Regions from separate parts of the Mus musculus genome. Here region 1 is linked to region 2. A link is a contact called in ENCODE POLR2A ChIA-PET data. All regions are on one chromosome and are shown on one strand. The core of a region is the stretch at or near the end of the contact, and the rest is flanking DNA. Distances in the headings are between cores, read along the strand shown. Region 1 holds the start of Ndufs8 (NADH:ubiquinone oxidoreductase core subunit S8). Region 2 holds the start of Ndufv1 (NADH:ubiquinone oxidoreductase core subunit V1).

The links. ChIA-PET counts read pairs that join two places held with the same protein, here RNA polymerase II (POLR2A).
Region 1: POLR2A ChIA-PET joins it to region 2 with 20 read pairs in Patski. The contact joins the promoter of Ndufs8 here to the promoter of Ndufv1 in region 2. POLR2A ChIA-PET finds 5 or more read pairs at or near these places in 3 of 5 experiments (Patski and embryonic stem cell).

Annotation. Positions count from the first base shown.
Region 1 is chr19:3,908,166-3,914,169 of GRCm38, forward strand. Ndufs8 (NADH:ubiquinone oxidoreductase core subunit S8) reads right to left here and starts at 4,609. Exons shown (of 7, transcript NM_001271443.1): 1 at 4,545-4,609; 2 at 3,524-3,581; 3 at 3,401-3,451; 4 at 2,996-3,091; 5 at 2,733-2,905; 6 at 988-1,116; 7 at 698-909. The coding sequence starts at 3,581. The coding sequence ends at 778. Aldh3b1 (aldehyde dehydrogenase 3 family, member B1) reads right to left here. Exons shown (of 10, transcript NM_026316.3): 10 at 5,326-5,919. The coding sequence ends at 5,729.
Region 2 is chr19:4,010,255-4,016,395 of GRCm38, forward strand. It overlaps Ndufv1 (NADH:ubiquinone oxidoreductase core subunit V1), which reads right to left and starts at 2,501. Exons shown (of 10, transcript NM_133666.3): 1 at 2,297-2,501; 2 at 1,092-1,174; 3 at 848-1,018. The coding sequence starts at 2,368.

The DNA of each region.
Region 1 (6,004 bases), core at 3,359-5,858, 100 kb before region 2:
GTTGGGTGCAAGTGTGCGGCTACACTCCCCGTGCAGGCACCCATGGAGGCCTGAGGTGAGCAGCAGGAATTTTCCTCAGTTGGCCACCTGTTGCACTCAGTTTTTGAGCCAGTCTCTCTCACTGAACCTGAAACTTGCCATTTTGATTAAGTTTGGCTAGCCAGGGACTCTGGGATCCACTTGACTCCATCCTCCAGCAGAGGGTCACAGACATGTGGCCACACTAAGCTTTTCTGTGCAATCTCAGGATAAGAATAACTCATTTACTCAGCCTCCTTCCTACTCAGCCTCCTCCTGAGGCTCTTGATGGACTCAAGCAGAGCCTGGAAAGGATCCAAGTCCAAACTGTAGCGATGGACAGCCAAGAAAACAGAAGACCTGGACCTCACCTCTCAGACACCCAACACCAATGGGGACAACAGGCCCCTGGTGACCTGCACTGCCAGGCTGTGGGAAAAAGCCCAGATGTGTGATACGGTTCTGGGTAGTATTGCCGATCACAAAGAGGCCTGGTAGGCCTGTGCACCATAGAGGATGGCTGGGTTCTGCATTTGCTAGACTTTGGGGCAGGTGAGTGGCTGGAACCCACTGAGAGAGCGATGCAGCAGGCCATGCACACCTGGTCTGGCTGGAGCAAACCAGATGCCCCTGGCTGCGTGGGGTAGATTCTGCCCTAGAAATGGAACAACACAACAGGTAGCTGTGGGATCATAGTTTCTTTATGGGCTAAAGGGGCCACAAGGCTGAGCCAGGTGGCCAAGGTCACCAGTGGTCTGGTCACCGGTACAGGTAGTCAGCCTGGATGTTGGCAGCGATCTCGGCCTCCCACTTGTCTCCATTGTTGAGTAGCTTCTCCTTGTTGTACAGCAACTCCTCGTGTGTCTCGGTGGAGAACTCGAAGTTGGGGCCCTGTGGGAAGGTGGACAGTGAGCAGGGCGAACCCTTCTCAGGAGCCTCAGTGCGAGCCACTTCACCCAGCCCGCTCACCTCCACAATGGCATCAACAGGGCAGGCTTCCTGGCAGAAACCACAGTAGATACACTTGGTCATGTCGATGTCATAGCGTGTCGTTCGGCGGCTGCCATCGGCTCTTGGCTCAGCCTCAATGGTGATGGCCTGAAGGAGTGGCCACAGGTCACTGTCATAATGGCAGACCCCTCCTGAATCTGCCCATCACAGTTCAAACTGACCCCTGGAAGTCTGCATGGATGCCTGGTTTCCTCAGCCCTCCAAAGGAGCCACCGCTCACGTGGCCCCATTAGTCTCTGCCAGGTGACCCTCCTGTCCCACAAGGAAAAGATTATGATCTGCTCTGCTCCCTGAAAAGGTGTGGCCCTAAGAGGGCCCCTGGATAGTAAGTACCCAATTACTGTCATGTTGAACAACTTTGCTAACGATCCCCATTTGTTGGAGAAACTTAAGAGAGATTGAAAGATTTCCTGAATTCACATAGCAATGAGGGACACAGACCGAATTTTAAGGTATATTCTTAACTATCAGTTTCTGAGGGGACAGCTATATGCCAGCTAAGGGTAAGAAGGGATGGCCTGGAAACTACAGGCCAGGAGGACCTTTAAGGAACTTGATACTCCCTAGTGGCAAGTTTGCTACTCACAGTAGAGCCTCAGGAGGCATACATCTTTCTTTCTTTCGAGACAGAGTTTCTCTGTGTAGCTTGAACTCTGCAGTTCTGGTTGGCCTGGATTAAAGGTATGCACCACCATGTCCAGCAAAGGCACACAGCCTTTTGTGTTTATAACAGTGGGAAGAAAATCTCTCCTGGCTACTCTTACCGTTATAGGGAGAATATGGGGAAGGAGCCTAGCCTGTCTGTGCAGAGTGCACACCACCTAGGAGCCATGCCAGACATCACTGAGCTGCTGAGGCACAGCTAGGAGCTGGAGTTACGCATGGCGGGCTAGGTAGTGTCCCTGGGCAGGTCTCACGGCTGCAGCTGCTGGAGCTCATGTTAGACACAACAAAGCCATCACTGCATTTTCCTGTTTCCAAATAGTCCCAGCCTCCGGCATTCTGTGCAGCACCCACCAGCATAACTGAAAGCCAGGCTCTGGGGAGCAGCTAAGCTCTGGGGAGCAGCCACTCCTGTTGCACATCCTCAGCTTGAACACAGAATGGCCACACAGACAGGGCTCCTGAAACCACGCCATGGCCTCTAGGCTCAAATGTCACATGATTATTGACTCCCAGGGTAGGATATGAGTACTCCACGTGGCCTGCTTGGGATGGAGCCGCCCCCCAGCCGGCTTCCTGACTCAGCACTTGACATTAAGGACTCACTGTCCCCCACACAGGGTCAGGGTTAGGCCAAGCGAGAAAAGGACAATGTCAGGTGTCTGTGGCAGTGCATACTTTTATCTTAGTACTCCAGAGGCAGAGGTAGACAGATCTGTGAGCTCAAGACCAGCTTAGTCTACACAATGAGTTTCAGCTGGTGCTACATAGTGAGACTCTGTCTCAAAAGAAAAAAGAGCCAGGAGTGGTGGTAGTATATACCTTTAATCCCAGCACTTGGGTGGCAGAGGCAGTCGGATTTCTGAGTTTGAGGCCAGCCTGGTCTACAGAGTGAGTGCCAGGACAGCCAAGGCTACACAGAGAAACCCTGTCTCGAAAAACCAAAAAAAAAAAGAAAAAAGAAGGGTCTTTCCCGGGGGAGTGTATCAAGGTAGGGGTCAGATCAGATTTAGGGCCTAGTAGTTAGAAGGCAGACTCACCTGTGCAGGACAGATGGCCTCACAGAGTTTGCAGGCAATGCAACGCTCCTCTCCAGATGGGTAGCGGCGCAGTGCATGCTCCCCACGGAAGCGCGGACTCAGTGGGCCCTTCTCAAAGGGGTAGTTGATGGTGGCAGGCTCTCGAAAGAGGTAACTTAGGGTCATGCCCAGTCCTGGGAGTAGTACAGAGCTGGTAAGAGGATGCTCTCCTCTCCGGCCGTCCACGCCTGACTCTCCCCTCTCCCCTCTTCACTGGTACCCACCTCGGATGAGTTCTGTCCACATCAGAATCCGAGCTGCATTGTCAGTTGCGGACTTCATGTCCACCTCAGACTCCTGTTCCTTCTTATTCACATACTCTGCAGGAGGTCAGGGAGGGAGGTTAATGGAAGCTGGCTTTGGAAGCGCACCCAGGCAAAGCTTTTCAAGTTCAGGGAGTGAGGGACCTAGGTCCTCCTAGTGGGTCCTGATAACCTAGCAGCTCTTTCCTGTCACATGCCTCCCGCCTTTGATGGTACTACAGTGACTGAGTCACAGTCTCTCTTGATCGCTACCTTCATTTTCAGAGTGGAAACTAGAGCTCACAGAGGGTCCCTAGCAAAGCAATTTCCCGGGCCTTGGGTGTGACGACGGTCAGAAAAGCTCAAGTCAGAATATTGGCTACTCACTGTACGTTGCCGCCACTGCGCTGCTATGAAGGCTTTGTCCATTAAGATGTCCTGCAAGGAGAGAGGTGATTTCACACCAGGAAGCTCTGCTCCCCCACCCCCAGGAAAGGCCTCTAGCCCTACCTGTGCGCATGGCCTGGGCCAAGGCCCGTGGCAGCATTGATGAGCTCAGGCGATACATCTGGAACATGGAGAAGGGAAGAGAAGGGTCTAAAACTGCCCTCCTCTGAACCTCTACCTTACGCCCCATTCACTCACAATCCCACTCAAGACCAGCACCCCTAACCCTCAATCTGACCTCACTCTGCTGACTCACAGTTCCTGGGCACCCCAAGTTCCTTCTATTTCTGCAGTTCCTAAGCAACCTATTTAATCCATTTCCCCATGTCCACTCCTCATCCTCCGCTCACACCAAGGCTCCCTGACCACCACCAGTGTATTCAGGAGCCTGGATGGTTCTTCTGGTGGGTCCTCCTAGTGGGTCCTGATAACTCTGAGCCAGGCTTCATGTCAAATGTCATAGACCCTGTCATCCTGTCATGTTAAGTGATTGCTCCCAAATTACCCAATGTCATTGGAACCAGGACAGGAATCCAGGAGATACCTGCAGAAAACCCTTAAAGATTTAAATAATTACCAGGGTCAAGTTCCTCTCCTCAACCCAAGGGGCTCCTGGAACTCTCCCCAACCTGCAGAGTGACCTTGGGCAAATGATGTCCCCTGGCCTCAGTTTCTGGATTACAATGTAGGAAGAGGGGTCCCGAAAATTAGGGATGTATGCAAACAAGGGGATTTTGACCAAGAGTCTGGCAGATCACCAACGCTCTAGCGCCCTCTTGTGACCTTTGACCTGTAGGGGTCGGCCAATTCTTGACCCCAAGCAATCCTGGATCCAACCTACCACTTTCTCTCAGACCTTCCCCTTGACCTCTGACCCTATGAACGCAGAAGGCAGCCGGCGAGGCAGCGCATGCGCCTGAGGGTGCAGGCTTTCCGGTCCGCAGCTCGGGAAGGACGCACAAGCCGCGGGTCCCGAGCCGAAGCGCTAGATCCCAGACTTCATAAGGTCAGCGGTGACACCCCGTTCAACCCTGTCGTTGCGTCACCCAGACCCTGTCTTCGCCGCCTTGCCCTGGCCACCCACCTTGAAGTGCTGCGGCTCCTTCCCTGGCCCAGATGCGGTTCAACCGGAAGGCGGAGCCTAAGCTCAGGATGCTGCCATTGGGCGAGCTTCTCACGCCTTTTTCCATAGTGCCCTTTCCTTCTTTGGTCTGATTGGCCTAGGGTCCTGTAGGAGGCGGGCCCAGGACTATATTTTTCTCTAATTGGCTGATGGGAGCAGATGCTTGAAGTTTTGTAGGGAGCTGCCATGTTGTATCAGAGAGGTTAATGCGCCTGACTTCCGAGATCCTGAAGGCGGGACTTCCTGACCTCGGTTTGGGACGCTGCTACAGTCCGGGGAGGCGGGAGGGGTAGGGCTCATTTGAATACTGCAAAGATGGCGACAGCGTACAAGCGCTTTAACCACTGGTCCTTGTAACGGCCGCGGGTAGCAGGACTTTTGTCAAGTCTGCCCCTAGGACTAGAGAACCATGAGGCAATCTGCATGCCTTGTATGGAGTGATCAGAAATGCTTCCTTCAGGAAGTAGTGTCTAAGCTGGCGGTGTAGAATCTGGAAGGCCAGGAAGGACATGTTGACTTAGTCAAAAACCAGGCCATGTGTAGAGACAGGATGTCAAAAATTTTGAGTTTTAGCAGGTGAGTGGCTGGAAGCGCCATCCCTTGGAGCATGGAGCTCAGACTGGTGGAATGTTTTACGGCTGAGTAAACTTGTGAGGTGAGGGGTGAGTTGTAGCTGGGGAAAGGTCTTGGACTTATCACGGAGGCAGCACCTCCACTCCAAAAAAGACAAGACACCTGTAGCTTGGAGTCAGCCCTCCTAGTTTAATACTTCCACGACGATAGGCTGTTTTGTTAAGGCTGTTTTATTTCCATTGTGCAGATAGAAAACTGAGAGTGAGAAGACCCAGACAGGCCTGGTCACAGAGTATGACCTGTGCCGATTATCACTGCTCCCTTGCAACACTATCCACGAGAGGGTGGGTAGTTCAGAAGTGCTCTGTTTTCTCGAAGATTCTATGGTCACTGCATCCCTTCCTGCCTTCCTACCCTCAGCCTATCTTATTCAAAGGTCCAAAAAGGGGAGCCCCAGGAGGCAGAGGGCTCCACCAAGAAGGGCTGAGCAGACTGCTCTGTGGCCTTGGCCCTGGCAGGCCACTTCTCTGAAGCTGTGCCCCAGGCAGGCTCCTGTACCCCAAAACCCCTGCTTACAGCAGGGTGCAGCTGCAGCACCTCTCCTCCATGGCCACCAACAACACCCTGAGGTTGCGACTGGAGTAGGGTGGGTAGCGCAAGTCATTGATTTTCTCCATTCCCGGGCTGCGCAGCAGACAGGCACGCTGGTTGGAGAAGGTGTCAAAGGAGAACTTGCCGTGGTACCTGCCCATCCCGCTGGTTCCTGTGGGCAGCACAGAACATGGGTCTTTAGGTCTTTAAGGGCCAACTGAGGGGACATCACATAGACTTGGCTTTGACAGGTAGGC
Region 2 (6,141 bases), core at 1,251-3,750:
CAATTCAGTTCTTGGTCGTAAGAGGTCTGCAACCTCTACCACAGCCTTGAGGCTAACAGGAGGTAGAGTGGTTGACTTTTTAAAAAATGAGCAGGTAGTGGTGGTACACACCTTTCACCCCAGCACCCAGGAGGCAGAGATGGGTGGATCTCTGAGTTCAAGGCCATCCTGGTCTACAGAGTGAGTTCCAGGACAGCCAGAGCTACACAGAGAAGTCCTATCTTGAAAACAATATTTCTGTTTATTACATTTATTTACTGGTGGTGGCAGCATGTGCCATAACACATGTGAAGTTCAGGGATCAACTTGTGGGAGTCAGCTCTCTCTCTCTCTCTTTCATGTGGGTTCTAGAAGTGACCTCTGGTCACCAGGCTTGAAGCCAGGCTCCCTTACCTGCTGAGCCATTATGCCAACCGAGTGGTTAACTTTATAATTTGCATTCTAGGTGTCTAGGTGTCTACTGAAGTTGCAGGTCAAAAACTGAACCAACATTATCTTTTTAACTTCTGCATATCATACTCAGACACACACCCATACACATACAAAAGAAAAAAGAAAAAGAAGAAGAAGAAAAAAAGAGGAATTCAAAAGGACCAGATTCTCCAAAGCTTGCTAAGTATTAAAAGGCAAAGGTGGAATTTGAATAATAAGGTCTGCCTAAATGAAAATCTTGTATGGATTGTAACATCTTAAGTCTCTGCTGAGGAAAGAGATAGCTCTTAAGTTAAGGATAGATATATCCTCTCTTACAGCCTGCTAAGTTTCCCAGCATCAGCCCCAAAACCCAGTGATCCAGCAGCCCCTCCTGTATCCTGCAACCAGAGCTTAGGATATTTCCCCAACAAACCTGCCATCTGAGGGCTTATTCATGAAGCTCCACTTGAGGCCAGTGGGGAAGCCAGCACCACCACGGCCCCGTAAACCTGATGTCTTCATCTCACCCAAGATCCAGTCAGGCCCCTTCAGCAGGATCTCCTTTGTCTTGTACCAGTCACCCCGTCTCAGGGCACCTTTCAGCCTGGACAGAGTAGGAAATGATGTGAAGGAGAAGTCCTGCTCTGGGACCCAGCAGGCCATGGGCACTGTCTCACCTCCAGTCATGGCGCCCATACAGGTTGGTAAAGATCCGGTCTTCATCCTTCAGTGAGCCAAATGAGGTTTTCTTGGGTGCTGTCTGGGGAGATAGAAGGTCAGGAGGTCCAGAGCTCAGGGACCATGAGGGATTGGGGCAGAATTTTCAGCTTCTTGGGCCTTCCTACATATGAGGAGCTGGGCCACAGCAGGGGTAGAGGCTTCAAAGTCTTTGAAACATTGTAGCTCCCGACCACCATTTATATCAGTCCTTCCTGTTTAGAAGTTACAGAGCTAAACACTCTCAACGTTTCATCCCAATTCATCCTTGTAACATTCCTGGGATAGGATATTTCCTCCATTTTCCAAAGGAGGGGGGGGGGGCTCTAAACAAAAGGAACTTAGGGAAGGCCACAAAGCTAAAAGCAGATGGTCCCCACGGAGCCATGTCACACTTCAGCGACAGCACCAGCATTGCTTCCCCAAGACCAGCATAGATTTGTCTGACTCTTCCACTAGAGCAAAACCTGGCTAGGAGGGGCTTGATCTCCCTAACTCTGCTGAAGAGGTAGTACGTGGTCACTGATGGAAGAGAAGTGCCTCATTGGGGCTGGGGAACAAAATGGATTTGGGGTCTGAGATAAAGGAGAGGTGTGGACTGGAATGGTTCACGACTTGGTAGAAAGTGACCTGACATCCACTCCTACCTCCTTAAAAGTACTTCTCCTCAGGTGTAGTGGTGGATGCCTGTGGTCTCAGGAGCACCCAGAGAGGCTGAGACAAGAGGACCAACACTAATTTGAATACAGCCTAGAACTATATAATGAGCCCCTATCTCATAAAAAAAAAAAAATTCACAAAAGCGTTTTCCGGTCACTACTGGAAGCAAAATACTGTCGGGGGGTTGAGGAGATACACATCTTTTTCAAAACTGTTTTCTGAACTTTGAAATGGGGCGAAGACCCTGATACCCGGTAGGGCTGCGAGGAAGAAATAACAGATTATCTAAGACGCCTCAACACCTGCAAACCCTCACCCCAAGACGGGGTTGTTAAAACAAGAGTAGCTGGACTGGACATCGTCAGCCTGGAGTTGGGACCGTTAGTTTTTATCCAGACCGGGTGGTAGCTCGGAGAGGAGAGGACTCTGCAGAGGGGACCACAATCCCGCTCGCCGCTCGCCACTCCTCCGCCATAGGCGTGGGCCTGAATCAGGGCGGGCTCACCGTGCCGCTGCTGAAACGCACAGATACCCGCACGGGAACCAACCCGCCGAGAAAATGCCGTGCCGCTAGCATCGCGGGAGCCAGACGGGTCACCTCCGGCTGTCACCTTCACAACTCCGAACCGCGGGACCGGCGCGACAGAAACACACGGGGTGGGGAGCGCACAGGAAGTGCGTCACACATCCGCAGCCAGTGGCGTGTCCAGGGACCTCCGTTCCTTTGAGCTCTGTCCTCGGCCTCGCCCACTAAAGGTGCGCGGGCACAGAGACCGGAAATTTACTCTCGTGCTAGGCCTTCTGGGAGATGTAGTCCAGCTTGCCCAGACTCTCCTTTCTCGGAGACTCTTCCTTTTCCTAGTAAACCAGGCTCACGTGTCGCCCTCTGCTGGATCCCAAGTATTCCACTTCCTACAGACTTTGCGTCTAGTTGACACCAGCTATATATGCACGAATGGAAGCTGGTGAGAAAATTAGTTGGACTACAGCGGAATCGTCCTGATCTGGTGTAATTACGCTGAACTAGCCGAGCCCTGCTGAACTAAGCGCTCCCCCTGAGCATCCGTGTGCCTTGGAGAAGTACTCATTAACAAAAGAACCGGTGAGGTCCCTCACCTCCCACAAAGCTGCCCCAGAACCTTTGCATAGGACTTCTCAGGGCTGTGTGTCTGTAAACCTTTTAGAGCAATGCAGAGACCAGGGATGGTCAGTGAGTGTCACAGGCTCCCGCCGATGCTAAAAGGCTACTCCCTCCCCTTATCAGGGACCCCTTGGGGCTCTAGTTACACACTGCAGCCGGACTCCTGTCTTCAGAACCCAGCTCTAGAACAAAAACGTTTTGCTTGTTTTTCTTTTAAGATAAGTTTCATTTAGCTCTGGCAGGCCTGGAAATCACTATATGGCGTAGGCTGGCTTTCAACTTGCTGTGAGCCTTTGACTTCCTAATGCTAGATTCAAAAACCAGCCCCAGATATAAGAGTTTAAGAGTTTTCTTCCTTCCTTCCTTCCTTCCTTCCTTCCTTCCTTCCTTCCTTCCTTCTTTCTTTCCTTCCTTCCTTCTGCTTTGTCAGACAGAGTCTTACTATTCCCCTAATATGCTTTAAATTGAGCCTACAAGCTCACTTGGATGTCTATCTTGGTAATGGGAGACCTCAGCATGCTGGACTTCTGCAGAATAAAGCATTCTTTGTGTTTACATAGTATTTGAGTCCAGGGTATCAGGGGTCAGAAGGAGGGCAGCAGCATCATTAGACTACTTCATGCTTATTATGGGCGTCAGTTCCTTGGGGCAAGCCTGATCTTTACTGTCAGGATATCTAATTATTTCCTTTTCTTCTTTCTTCTCCTCTTCTTCTTCTTGTTTCTTCTTTGTGCACAACTACTTAATAACCTCTTGGTGTCCTAGCATTTATATACCCTCTAAAAACTCCACAGAATTCCAAATGTCACATCATCACAGAAACTATCTACAGCTGGAAAAATCATGTCCTTGCTAGAACACAAGGCAAATCATAGTCAGCTGCTGTGGACAGTCTGAAGCAGCTCTATATCCTCACACTTAGGATCAAAACAAAAACACATTCTGATAATATTTCTGTGGTTTTTTTTTCAAAGAAACCAAAACTCCAAAATTGTCACTACAATGTCTGACTTAGAAGTGTAGTATGTAAGAGACAGATGAATACCTGTTTGCTCAATACTGCCCACAGTGTGTGCTGGTCAGAAGGGTTTTTTGTTGGTTTGTTTTTTAACTTGCCATAAATTAGTCATTTGAAAAGGGGGACCTTTGACTAAGGGATTATTTTCATTAAGTTGCTGGTAGGCAAGTCTGTGGGAGCATTTTTTTTTTTGATTAAGGATTGATGTGGGAAGGCCAAGCCCACTGTGGGTTAAGTCATTCCTGAGCAGATGGTCCTGTATTGTATTAAAAAAAAAAAAAAAAACCTGAACAAGCCATGGGCAAGCAAACCAGTAAGTAGTGTTCCTCCATGGCCTTGGGTTCATTTCTGCCCACAGGAACCTTGAGTTCTTGCCGTTACTTCCCTCAATGAGGGACTGTGACATGGAAATGTATGCCTTTCCTCCCCAAGGTGTTTGCTTGTTTTGGTCATGGTATTTATCACTGAAATAGACAGCAAACTGGGACAGTAGCCCTAGATGGCCTTAACTCCGTGGGGGTGAAAATGAGCGTCTGTAGGATTTCCTCCCTGACTGGGAGAACTGTACCCAAAACCATAGTTTCCTTCCCATAGTGCTTGGCACTCAGCAGGACCCACAGCACTACTGACAAGCCTGTGACAGTCACTGGGTCCATCAGTGCTCCCAGAAGGGGCACCAAGAGCATCCACATCCTGCCTGAAGTGTCACAGCCTGGCAGGGCAGTCCCAGCCCCCCTCTACTTGGTAGAGAAGAGATGCCTGGGCAGAGCTAGAGATTACATAGCTAATCCAGGGCTTAGACCTAAGTCTGTGGATCATTTGGGGGGGCAGGAGGAGGGGTAACAGTGTGGAGCCAGGGCATCCCAGACCTTCCCCCATCCCCCATCCTAAGTACTCAGATCAGAGGGAGAAGTGCCAGGGACAAGATGCAGGTCATGGAAGTGACAGAAATGGAGAGTGGAGGACAGGACCCACATTCATCTAGTGTCAAGCTCAGCACCAAGTGCTTGCCATGTGTTATTCCCTTAAGTCTTCCACATACATCAAATAGAAGTGATTGACCCCATTTTCAGAAGCAGACAGTGTGGCTCTGATGCCACTCGGGCCTCCCCAGCTGGGTACAGGTGCCAGTGCACTTGCTTACCACGCTGCTTGAGTAAAGGGAGTCTGAGGTGGAGGCAGGAGGATTGCTACGAATTCAAAACCATCCTTGCATATATAGTGATACACAGGGAGACCCTTTCTCAAGGAAAAAACGTTTTTTTTAAAGGAGGCAGCAGGAGATGCTCCTTAGCTTGCCTGGAATGCTCAAGGCCCTCCCGGCCTTTGACCTCAGTAAAGAGGTGAGTGTCACGGAAAGGCAGAGAGAGGACAAGGAGACACAGAGGTCAATTAGCTGGTTGTACAGGCTCACACTTGTAACTCCAACACCTGGCAGACTAAGGCAGGATTGCCTTGTGTTTGAAACTAAGTTAGGCTAGAAAGAAAAAAACATTTAAAGGTCCATTCTGGTGTCATTTCCTAAGCAGTTTCCTCTGGAGGGTCCAAGGCCTGGTGCTCCCTTCTTTCTCAGCCTGTTCCCTGCTGTGTCGTTATCTGACCGAGCCAGCTCAGTCAGTCAACAGGGTCTCAAGCAAGGGCGTGAGGATTGAAAAAGAAAAACAGACAACATTATCACATGACTCCAGCCCACACTGAGGCTGAAACAGCTTTGTTTCTTACCAGCCTGCTTTTATATCATTCCAGGTATATCTAAAACACATGGTGAGTTCTTAGATCAAAAAGTAATCAAGTAGCCGGGCGGTGGTGGAGAATGCCTTTAATCCCAGCACTCGGGAGGCAGAGGCAGGTGGATTTCTGAGTTCGAGGCCAGCCTGGTCTACAGAGTTCCAGGACAGCCAGGGCTACACAGAGAAACCCTGTCTCAGAAAACCAAAAAAAGAAAAAAGAAAAAAAAGAAATCAAGTGAAGTAGTAAACAAGGAGATCACACAAGGAAACAATTAAGTGGTAAGCGAAGAGATCACATAAGGTAAGCAAAGCAGTAAACAGAGCCCATGGTCACGGTTTCTAATATTATTATCTGAGCCTACTTCCTTGCCTAAGCCCAGTGACGAATGCCAAATTCCTAGACGTGGAACCAAAAGCTCTCAACAGTTATCTGTCTCTCTGACTTCTGTCTGGACACTGGG